Regions from separate parts of the Homo sapiens genome. Here region 1 is linked to region 2. The links are chromatin loops, found by intact Hi-C in ENCODE. Cell type or tissue: ascending aorta. All regions are shown on one strand. Links, peaks and the distances in the headings refer to the core of each region. The heading gives the core; the rest is flanking DNA.

The links. Hi-C counts contacts between places; a loop is a spot of excess contacts. Peaks named below come from ENCODE experiments on the same cell type or tissue, not always from the same donor. Only the 100,000 strongest peaks of a DNase experiment are listed, where the experiment ranks them.
Region 1: a loop joins it to region 2, with 1.9 times the contacts of the local background. A loop is called at or near these places in 2 of 110 quality-filtered maps.

What each region holds. Positions count from the first base shown.
Region 1 is chr12:29,957,666-29,963,692 of GRCh38, forward strand. All of the region lies in intron 3 of LOC105369715 (a long non-coding RNA gene), which reads right to left. Among named protein-coding and RNA genes, the nearest start is that of TMTC1, 180 kb to the left of the region's middle. In ascending aorta, for the core only: no CTCF peak of the experiment used is centred there; a DNase peak (open chromatin) is centred at 2,646.
Region 2 is chr12:29,559,117-29,565,143 of GRCh38, forward strand. All of the region lies in intron 9 of TMTC1 (transmembrane O-mannosyltransferase targeting cadherins 1), which reads right to left. LOC124902909 (a long non-coding RNA gene) reads left to right here and starts at 999. Exons shown (of 3, transcript XR_007063259.1): 1 at 999-1,058; 2 at 2,262-2,422; 3 at 3,125-3,190. In ascending aorta, for the core only: no CTCF peak of the experiment used is centred there; a DNase peak (open chromatin) is centred at 3,205; H3K4me3 peaks cover 623 bases; H3K27ac peaks cover 3,282 bases.

The DNA of each region.
Region 1 (6,027 bases), core at 526-5,525, 400 kb after region 2:
CTGATTGGAAGTTAAAAGCACATGTCTACATTTCATCATTAGTTCAAGTAAGAATCATGTTGGAAATTAGAAAATACTTTAAAGGAAGTGAAAATGAAGATGCAACATACTAAAATTGTTAAAGTGTAGCTAAAGAAGTGCTTAGAGTGAAATTTTAGTATTAAATGCATGTTAGAAAAGACAAAAGACTAAATTGGTGATTTGAAATTCCGTTTCAAGAAAATAAAAAAGATACAGCAAATCAAGCCCAAAGAAAGTAGACAAAGAGTAATAATAATAATAAATAAAATAAGAAATAACAATAATAATTCCTCTATCCTAGAAATGTATTTTAAAAGGCTGTATGTAAAATGGTTGGCACAGTGCCAGAAGCATAGTTAGGCTGCAATACACATTAGTTAGTTATTTTTATTACCAGCACAGCAACAAGAAAAATGGAAAGATCCATCTCATTTCTCTTCAGGGGCAACATGTGCTTTTGACAGTGTCTGTTTTCGTTGTGATATCCTCTTCCTAGTGGAAAATCAGCTCACAGAGCTTCTGGTGGAAATTTTAAGTGAGCATGGGAAGGAACAAGTGGAACTAACATTTATTGCCTCCTTCTATGTGCCAGACACTCTGCTAGGCACACTGCTCATGTTCTTTTATTCCACCCTTACAAGAACCTAGAGAGGTAGAGATTCATCAGCACATTTCACTTTGGCCACTGAGGCTTCTAGAGGTGAAGCATCTAACCCATCATTCAGCTGGTGAGGGCAGAGGCCGGATTTAGCCATCCGCCTGAGCTTAAACCCAGGGACATGCATGAAACTGAATCATCAAAGTATCCCTTTAGCTATGAGGTAAATGAATCCTGGCTAAATCAGTATATTCTTAGCTGCCTTCCCTTTTGGGTCCCAACCTGGGAGCATTGTTTTTATGCTTCCCTCAATCCCAAAAGCATTTAACATATATATTTGTGTGCATTTTGGAGTGACGTTGGCTTGGGACTAATCTTCCTCCAGCCCACCTCCAGACACTCACAGCAGCAGAGAACTGGCCCTTCATATGCAGGAGCAAGGCACAGTGTGGAAGGTGTCCTGCTGCCTGGGTGCAGAGCAGTGACCTCACCCAGCTGATGATAAAGGTATGAAGAGTCATTCCAATAGAGCAGGAGTGAAGGGGAGACACTCAGGACTAACGTTTCCTCAGGACCTACTCTGTTCCAGGCCACATGTGAGGTCTGTGTGTGAGCTGCATCTCCATGTCTGCTTCTCTATGACTAGACAGGGTCAGAACTTTCCATCTTTCCATTCCTCAGTTTCCAACTGGGGGGAGAGATGTTAAAGGTGGCTGAAGTTTGACTACGCACACAACATAGAGTGAGCACCCCACATCCTCCCATTGTTGCTACAGTGACCCGAATCTGATACTGTAATCCACTGGGGGTGGGAGGGCATGCAGGTAATCGATCACTTAATGGTAATTATAGTAAGTGTGATCTTCAGATTGAAAAAACAGAATTGTTCTTCAACACCACATAGTATGAATCTGTCCCCATACAGTTCTGTGTGGCTTCTGTAAAAGGTCAAAAGCTATAAAAAGCCAATAAACTGGATGCTATATTTCCATTGCATTGGCCAGAGATGTGATACACAGCCTATTATCCATTTTTTCTTTCTGTATGAAGAACGCATTCAGACTATATAGTAGAGTTATTAGAGAAAACGGATGCTTTAAGAAGATACCCTTCATCAGACTGTTTAGAATTTAAATCTCAAAATTTGGTATTTTAGAAAAGTACTAATATCTAATTTAATCAATAAGTTCATCTGTCAGACAAAAGAAAGCAATAATCTTTTTTGATTGAAAGCGACTTTGTTTTGTGATCCAGCCCCTCCTTCTACCACAAAAGAAAGACAACCAAGATGTAGTAATCTAGAGGGCTTCCCAGCATGCCAGGGTTGCTGCTGCCAAGCCCATGACCAAATCCTTTTATTTCTGCTACTGGCATTTCCTAAATTCTCCCCAAATGTCAATATTTTTACAAAACAAGCTATGTGCTGTCACTTTAAATAAATGTGTTAACAGCCTTAAATAGAAAGCTAAACACTTTATCTAAATTGATAAACTAACAAGTCATCATAACCAAAAGAAAATGTGAAGAAGCTGCTTTTGCTAAATTTCTTGTTCTTAAGACAGAGCCAGGGAACTGAGATGGTGCAAATGCTTTTAGTCATTCAACACATGAGAAAGAAGATTCACTGCTGATAACCAAAGGCAAAATTCCCTCTGAAACCCTCTGAAATATTTACTGGAAAAATTTGCACCGTGTGATCATAATCTAATTTCTAGTAATTGCTCCTTCTATAAAATCTATGATGGAGCTGTTCCTGGTCCCAGTACCCAGCTTTCAGAGATGTGACCTTTTGGAAGTCTCTGGGGGAAACACAGAGAGTGGGATGTAGAGGGTTGCTAGCAAAACATTGGGAAATATTTTATTTATGTCATGATAGACATTTGGATTCATGGGACCAAGAGCATGATTATTTCTCACCTAACCAAAGGTGGACAATCAGAACAGAATTTTTATACGAAAGAAAAATTTATCTTGCCATTGCAACATTTCCCAGTGCCATGGTTCCCCCCCACCACCTCCTCTCATCACCAAGGCAACCAGAGTTATTATGGAAAGTCAGCCAGCCACTGTGCCCTTGGCTCACATTTCCACAGAGAAGTTTTTTTTTTTTTTTTCCTTCGTTAGCTCTTAGCATCTTGATACACTGTCTGTTATCAAGCATAAAATGATCAGGAGAATCCTACTTAGTAGTGTTTCTCAGAATGTAGTCTCAACCCCACTTACATCAGCATCATGTGTGAGGCTTACGAATGCTGATCCCCAGATCCCTTCCCCAGACCCGTTATATCATTGAGGGGCCTAGGGATATGCATTGTAACAGGCACTCCAAGTGATACTTAAGGCTCTAAAATGTAATAACTGCTGATATAAGGGAAAGGTCATAGAGGATTATAATTCCTTACCTATTCATGCTGTTTAACTGATAAGGAAATGCAGCTTTCTAGAGGGAAATCACATTGCTTTATGCCGGAGCAATTTATACTTTTAACCGCTTGTCTTGTTGAACCAGGATCCCTGGTTCCACCCAGTGCCAACTGAACACTCTTAACAAAAGTCCTGAGAGTCATTAGTGTGTTGTCCTCGATACCACATAGGGCAGAGATTAAAAAGCACATTTCACTTCAGCCACTGAGGTTCCTAGAGGTGAAGCATTTAACCCGTCATTCAGCTATGAGGGCAGATCCAGGATTTAGACAGCCACCACCCTAAGTCTAAACCTAGGGACATGCACTAAACTGCATCATCAAAGCATCCATTTAGCTGTGGGGTAAATGCAACCTGGCTAAATTGGGATATTCCTAACTGCCTTCTCATCCAGGTCCCAATGTCAGAGCATTGCTTTTATGCTTTTCCTCAGCCCTGAAAGAACGTAGCACATATATTTGCACACACTTTCAAGTGGCCCTGGCTTGGGACTTGTTTTTTCTCAGCTCACCTCACACACTCCTGGCACAGAACTGGCCACACATATGCAGAAGCAAGGAACAAGGACAGGTGTCCTGCTGCCTGAATGCAGAGCAGTGACCACACTGAGCTGATGATAAAGAAATCAAGAGCTATTCCAAAAGGAGTGAAGGAGAGGGACTCAAGAATAACATATCCTCAGGACCTACTCTACACCATGAATCATCAACGATTCAGGGCATTCTTTTCTCTGACTTCAGACCAAAGTGGGCCTGTGGCTGACTGGACAGAGTACGTACTGAAGTGTTATGTACTTGTATAGCCATTCAACCATTTTTATTGTATTTATTTTTTTCAATACATATGGCCTAGAGATTTCAGATGTTATTAATACGGAAAAACGACCATTAGACTTTGTTACCTATAACATTTACCTGGCCAATTAAGACAGTATTTTAGTTTACTACATTTTCTTTCTGACATCTGCTAATCCAGTTCAAATAGTTAATATGATACTCCTTACAGATGGAGTCTAAAACCATATTTGGCTTCTGGTTTTCTTTAATTATTTATTACATAGTCAAAATAAATGCATTAGGAAGTTTTAATGCAATCTGATACTATCCCAGAGGTGATCTGTATTGTCACAGTGAACAGTCATTCATATTATTAAGAAATTGCATAATCTTTTTCTGAAATTAAAAAAAAATTACAGGTACATAGTAGGTATATATTTTTATGGGGTACACGAAATACTTCGATACAGACCTGCAATAAGTAATAATCACATCATTTTATATGATTTTGAAATATCCTTTCTCCTTTTACATTTAAGTAACCCTTGAAAAACTAGTCCAAGAAGCTTGCTTATCTCCCTAAAATAGAGGTTCCAAATGGCTCCTGTGTTTTCTTTTTTGAAAAAACAGCTTTATTGAGATATAGTTCACATACCATACACTCACCCCTTTGAAGTGTAAAATTCAGTGGCTGTCAGTATATCCACAGAATTGTGCAACTGTTACCACAATTTTAGATTATTTTCATTAACCTCCAAAGCCCTGCAGCCCTTAGATGTCACGCCCCAATTATCCTTCCCCTACCCTCTCTGCCTGGGTAGCAACTCCTCTACTTTCTGTCTCTAGAGATTTGCCTGTTCTAGATTTTTCATGTAAATGGGATCTTGCAATATGTGATACTTTGTGACTGGCTTCTGTCACTTCACATCATGTTTTCAGTGCCTATTCACGTGGTGACATGTATAATAATAGTCCACTTGTATTTATTACTGAATCATATTTTATTACTGCATCGCATTCCCTTGTATGTATACACCACACAGACTCTTTGTCTATTCATCAGTTGATGGGACATTTGGGTTGTTTCTACCATTTGCATATTATGAATAATGCTTCTTTAAGGGTTTGTGAACAAGTTTTTGGGTGGATATATAGAAAAATAAGCATTCTTGTTCTTTTATAGATAAGTCAGGTTTACAGAGAAACTTGAATATGAGGAAATTAAAAAGATTTAAATGAAACACATTTTAGATGACCCAGAAGAGTTCCCACTTTAACCAAATTCTTCAATGATTTCCTTTGTATTCCCTCAAGTTGTATTTAGGTAGATTTGTTTTTCCACTGCCAAGTATTCGGTTTGGCCGGAGGGCTGGGTTTATGCGGTTTCAGAGTGTAGTGAAAACATAGCCACAGAAAGTGGCTGGATTATTGAAATCCTTAAACGCTAAGGCTTTTTTTCTTTCTTTATTATTATTATTATTTTTTTGGCAAGGTCTTGCTCTGTCACACAGGCTGGAGTGCAATGGTGCTATCTCAGCTCACTTCAACCTCCATCTCCTGGATTCAAGCGATTCTACTGCCTCAGCCTCCCAGGTAGCTGGGACTACAGGTGCACTCCACCACACCCGGCTAATTTTTATGTTGTATTTTTAGCAGAGACGGGATTTCACCATGTTGGCCAGGCTGGTCACAAACTCCTGACCGCAAGTGATGTGCTCGCCTCGGCCTCCTGGAGTGCTGGGATTATAGACGTGAGCCACCGTGCCTGGCCTGCTAAGGTTTTTTATGTGTGCAGACAATGGGCAATCATGGATTATCTCTGATGCCCCTACATTTAGAGGTGGTAGAAGAAAAGTAATGACAAGATGCAAAGGCTGCAGAACAGTAACACCGCATGAGCAAAGGAGACAGCTTCAAAAGGAGGGCCATTCAACAACGTCACATTCTTCATCTCATAAAACTCAAGGATTCTGCGGGCTGAGAGAACTTACGTATTCACAAGGGATGTTCAAGAAAGCAGCTTGAACTGAGTGGGTGGGAGGAAGGAGAAGCAATGAGTGCTGACTCCTCTTCATGCCAAGATAGCAACTTGGGAGTGTCTTCAACATTTTGAAGCTAGGAAGGGGGACAATCTGAAGACATGAGAAAAGGAGCAACCATCATGGATGGTGGGGTTGTGGGGAGGAATAGAGAAAGGAACACAGGTGG
Region 2 (6,027 bases), core at 383-5,382:
CTTATCTGGGACATGTGTCTTCCTTTTTCGTAGAGGAAATAATTTCTTAAGACGTTCTCTTTTTCTTATTTATTTAAGGCTCTGAGCCCTTGAAATGAACTTCTGAGGTGAAAACACTAAAGGAAAGGACAGGCTAAATTCAATAAGACCTTCCACCATGGGCTCACCCATGTAAGGTGCCTGTTTGCTCTGTAAGCAGCCGGTCATCTCCGGCAAGTTTTAAGCCCAACTTCCTGAATTTTATATTCACTCATGACCCCACTGCCATGTAAATGAACAGCCATGTATTTCAAAGGTCACTGACTACAGAAATGGCTTTCTCTTTCTCTTTTGTTTCCTTCAAATCAGAAACAGAATTCAAGTCCACCCTGAACTCTTAAAAACAAAAGCGAATAGTAAGAAGAGAAGTAAAGAGAAACAGAAGCGCTATAAGAGAAAAGGCCTTTACTATGCCTTGTGCTCTAAGAACCAACTTGGAGCTGCAGAAACGTGATGCTCAGGAGGAGGGACCAATTATAGTCCGGGAAGAGGCTCTATGTTGGCAAAGATCCCCAACTCCTCAAGGAAGGAGATTGCTGATATTTACAGGGACTCGCTGATTCTATAACCAAGCAAAGCCCTCCACCTGGAAAATGTGTAGCTATTGCTTATTCCCGGCAATACTAAGGACCTGCTAGCAATATCCTTTCTCTCTCTGGGTATCTGAGGAGGCTCACCTAATCACAAGCAAGCTTTGCATTATTTATGAAACCAAGCTGAATTTCATGAAAAGGATTCTTAACAACCAGGTCAGGAAAAATATCTAAAAAAAAGAAAAATACAGATGTAAATATTTTCTTAAAACACACACTGTACAGCAGACCTGTGCAAGGACAAAATTTATTTTGTGTGTTTACTTTTTAAATAAATTTGCGTTTGAATTAGCTTGGGCCTAATTCAATCCTGATCTCTCCAGGAAGGGAATTTTCTATTGGAAAGATGAATAATGTAAGAGATGTCTCTGTTGCTACATCAATTGTCGGAATAAATTAAGTCCATCTTGACTTTGCCTTCTACAGGTATGTTTTACAAATGTCCTGATAGTGGTTATTCCCTTCCCCGTCCAGAAAACCTCAACAAAAGATCTGCTGAACTGGAGCAGTGGTGATTTTTCAGGCCTGTTTGTAAGAGCACTCACTGGATTTTCTTTCTCACAGTATTCTTCAACATTTGAATTGTTTATGAAGATTCTTTTGCTATTTATTATTATTTTGATGAATTTCATTTTTAAAATTTATTATAGAGAAAATGAGTTATATTGTCCAATCATTCTGGGGTACAAATAAGCTTATTATTTCCTCATTAAAAAAGAAATGTATGGGGCCGGGTGAGGTGGCTCATGCCTGTAATCCCAGCACTTTGGGAGGTCAAGGCTGGCAGATCGCTTGAACTCGGCAGTTTGAGACCAGCCTGGACAACATGGCGAAACCCTGTCTCTACAAAAAAATAAAAATAAAGATTAAAAAAAATAACAAAACATACATATAGAGATGTGGTTCTATGAGCTGAAGAAAAATTTGTGTTCAAGTATTGGGTACTTTAGTTACTGGATAAACAATATCCATTTAAGCATTTTAGGGGTTCTTAATTTTTAGCTAGTGACATTTCCTTAAGTAGAATTAATAGAGTAGGCAGTCAAGGGCATCATTCCTCTCATCTTATCTCTGAAGAACGAATGTCAGCATGTTAATAGGAAAAAGTCCCTGGGAAGGAACACTTGTCTAAGCAAAAAATAGAAGGCGGGAACAAAAGAAAATGAGTTCCAGAGGACCTAGGATGTGTAAATGGTACTTTACATTTTTAAAGTGCTGTCTCAGACATTGTCTCATTTACCCTTCAAAACTGCTTAAGTAGAACTATTGTACTATTTATTTTACAGTTGAGGAAAGGGAAACTGGGAGAAATTAAGTAAATAATAGATTATAAAAAAAGACATCTCAAGTCACTTGAGCCTAGGAGTTTGAGGCTGCAGGGCGCTATGATGGTATCATTGCACTCCAGCCCAGGAGACAGTGAAACCCCATCTTTTAAAGAAAAAAAAAAAAAGACATCTCAGAAGCACTTGTGTTCTTAAATGTTAAGAAGGCAGCCGGCTCCTGTAAATCTGTTTTTAAACTTCATTCGTCATTCAACGTTCAGCAAATAAATTAGAGCTTCCATTTGGAATAATTCTTTTCATCTTGTTGTTTCTTTGGCTAAATCATTCAACTATGCTCTTATAGGAACTAGTTCTCAGTGGCAGAAGTGAAATAAACTCAATACCCAGAAAGTTTGGCTACTCAGAATCTTCACTGCAAAAATTTGTCTTCTGTCATACAAAATAATCATGGTGTCTCTGAAAAGCACAGTACTATGGAAAGCTATTTGGGATTAACAACACCCAGTAAGTGTGTAAGATTTACATACGTGCTTTCTGATTTACCCTTCTTCAGCTTTAACCTCAACTAAAGATCCATAGACATAAGCTGTATGTGAATAAAATCAAGTTTTGAATTTTATGTCAGTTATTTACTTTAAATTTTGTACAATCTGTTCCAGAGTTAAGAATGCTGTTTACTTTTCATTATCTGAGTGCCGTATATGGCATTTCATTGTTCAAATAATATTGAATGATGTGCTCTAGTTTGCAATTTCCTTTCGGAGAATACACACCCTGATTTATTTTCAGGGTGTGTATATTTGTCCGATTTTCATACCACACATTAATTTATTTGAGGTTAACCATGCTAAGGTCAGATGTTTATTTTCTATTTCCTGTTGAGAAAATAAGAGTCCAAAAGAAAAACATGACTGAGAAAAACATTCCACCATAAAACCAGAATTCCACTGGACTGAAAAATATACAAAATAAACTTCATTTCAGGAGGTGACAGCATTATTTCCAACCATATTAGTCTGTGGCATATTTTAAGTGCATGATTCCTTCATGTTATGAAATTTAAGTCCTCATGTGACTAAATTGCACTTGAGTAAAACTGATCATTTTATTAGTCTGCTTGTTTAATTGTTTGAAATTGCCATTAACACCTAGCAAATAAGTTTTACCACTTTCATCTTGCACCGTACTCCTTCTGATCCATTACAGATAGCCTCGGGAAAAAGCCTCAACTGCAATTCAGGGAAATGTGACGCACTCTTCAAGAGGGGCCAGCTAAATTATCTGACCTTGCACAATGGATGACCTCCAACAGTGATGCAGAAGGGCTCCTCCCAGTCAATTTTCCAAGACTATGCAGAGTAAAGCCATGGCTCTTGAGTGCCCTTAGGAAATGAATCATTTTAAATGGCTGAACCTGATTCCTGAGAATTTACTGCTAGGGGTTGGGAAGTTTACTGAATTAAGTATTTCTCTATTCCTTTAAATAGAAATGGTGAACATATTAACCTTTCTCAGAGGCTTGGGGTGAACTTTGGTTTTTGTGGCAGAATAGATAGGAAACTGCTTTGGTGGAGTGGAAAAATAACTGGATTTGGAGTCAGAAGCCATGAGAGGCATTCCAGCTATGTGAGTTTGAATTCATGTCTGTGCTTTAGTTGCTTTCTTTAAAAACGTAAGCTTAATAACATATTGACCTTCTCTGTGAATAAATGGGCTTCTACATGAACAAATGAGATGGTGGGTATAAAAATATCCATCACCACACCTGTTACACTACATACATTTAATATTTTGGGGTCAGCTGCAGGACCTCTGGGTGATTTGACTGGCTCCCTCTAGCCCTGATGAACCCATGCCAGGCTGAAGCAGCCAGTTCTCCTTCCTCACATGGATTTTTCATCCTCTGAAAAATCACACTCTTCACTGTTGCTGATAGCTTTCAACTTGCTCCCATCAGTCAAAATTACACCCATTATTTCTTCATCACTAACCTAGTGAACACTCAAGTCATTCTGTGTCCATCTGTTTCTCCTATACTGAGAGTTCTCAGATGTGAAGGGCAAGTAACCCTCTCCATTTTAAGAATGTAGGAATGTTCTTTGTCCAGCACTCCCTCCAAAGCCTGTCAATCCTTCATCATCTGAAGCAAATGATCCCCAGAGGCACCAGAGCAATTTTCTCCAAGTTTTTCCAATATGCTCAAGACCAAATGGAATTCCAGACACGTGTAATTGAAAAAGCTATATCCAAGGTTATAAGGACATTCAAAATCCTGTGTGGTTTCTGTGTGACAGATCAGTGTGCACCTGGGATCCTTGTTGCACTAACACTTCCTAGCATGAGTGCACTCTGGTTGATGGATTATCTCAGAGAAGAGACAATGGTGGGCAGGAAAAGGATGTTCATATTCCTAATTAATAACTGCCAAGTAAGGAGATCATGAGGAGTGGGGAGGAGAGTGGGTATGTTTTGAATACCCACTGCAGGAACTGGGTATTACTCCTGATATATAATGGGCAGGAGCTAGGGGTGTGAAACATCTTGCAATGCACAGGACAGTTCTGCACAAAGAAAAGTTGTTCTGCAAAATATCAAGAGCTCTGCCATTGAGAAACACTGTTTGTCCTTATGGAGTTGTCCTCTGACTCTAAGAGCCCTGTGATCGAGATTTTATGCATTATGTTCGTCCAGACTTTGTTTTCACAAGCATGTATAAAGCACGTACAATGTGCCAGACCGTTTGCTAAGGGCACACAGCATTAAAGAGAAAGCTGTCCTTGCCCTCAAGAGCGCCCTGTGGTAGAAGAGAAACAGGAAAACCAACGGACTCTAATGCACTGTGAGGAGAGCAGACAGAGCAGTAAAGCTGAGCTGGAGCTGACAGGAGCATACAGGACGAGGGCAAATGAGAGGCGCCTGAGACATTCACCAAGGTTTTTCCAGGAGAGACGATGCTTTACTGGGAGGGGCAGCAACAAAGGGGACTGGGAGTGCGAGGGAGGGGTAAGAGCAGGAAGATGAAGGAAAGGGTTCCAAGGAGAGAAAGCAAAACCAAACAGAACTTGAGAAACTGAAAGGATTTTATTCTGGCTGAAGCAGAGAATGGAAAGGAGGAAAATAAAGGACAAGGAGCAAGTTTTGGGGAGAAGATGACCAGTCAAGTTTGAGGTGCAGAGGGCAATTTGTGAAAATGTCCAGCTGGGTAGATGGCTCTGATCATCAGGGGAAAGATAATGGTAGAGTCATAGATTTGAGGGTCAACCAGCATATACACAGATGCTAACAAGCCTTTGGGACTGAAGGAACCCCTTAAAAAGCAAAGATTGAGAAGAGAACAAGATGTAGGGAAGGAGGAGAGGGTCCTGAGAACTCTTCCATTAAGGGTTGGTGGAGGCAGGACAATCTAAAGAAGGAGCAGAAAAAGCAAGAGAGCATGGTGTCACAGATGCTAAAAAAGAATTACTTTAAGGAGGAGGAAGTGGTCAACAAAGTCAAATGCTGCTGAGAGTTAGGTAATTTGATGCCCAAGCATGGTCCATTGGAATTATCTGCATGGAGGTAGCTGGTGACTTGGGGAGAGCAGTTTCACATGTGGGGAGGGAGCTGATGCCAGAATGTAGTTGAGTAATGAGAGAAAATAAGGAAGACATTGCAACTTTCTGGGAAATTTTGACACTTAAAAGGTAGGAAGGAGATAAGGAAGCACACAGATGAATGGCAGGAGGAGGAAAACAAGAGATACAGACAGGCTCGGTTGTTTGTTTGTTTGTTTGATGGTAGGAGCAACTAGAGAATATTTAAATATTAATGGGAAAGTGCCAGGTGAAGGGGAGGAAGCAAAGGATTTAAACAGAGGATTATAAATAAGCTCTGAGAAACTGGAAATTATGGAACCTTGAGCAGAAAAGAAGAGATCAGCCTTAGGCGTGAAAAATGAGCAGGGTAGTAAAAGAGGAAAATCTGAATTAATCAGGGTTCTCCAGAGAAACAGAAGCAACAGGATGTGTATATTTACATTTAGGGAGACATTTATCCTAAGGAACTGGCTCTCATGATTGTGGGGGCTGGCAAGTCCAAAATCTGCAGGGTAGGCGGCAGGCTGGGGACCC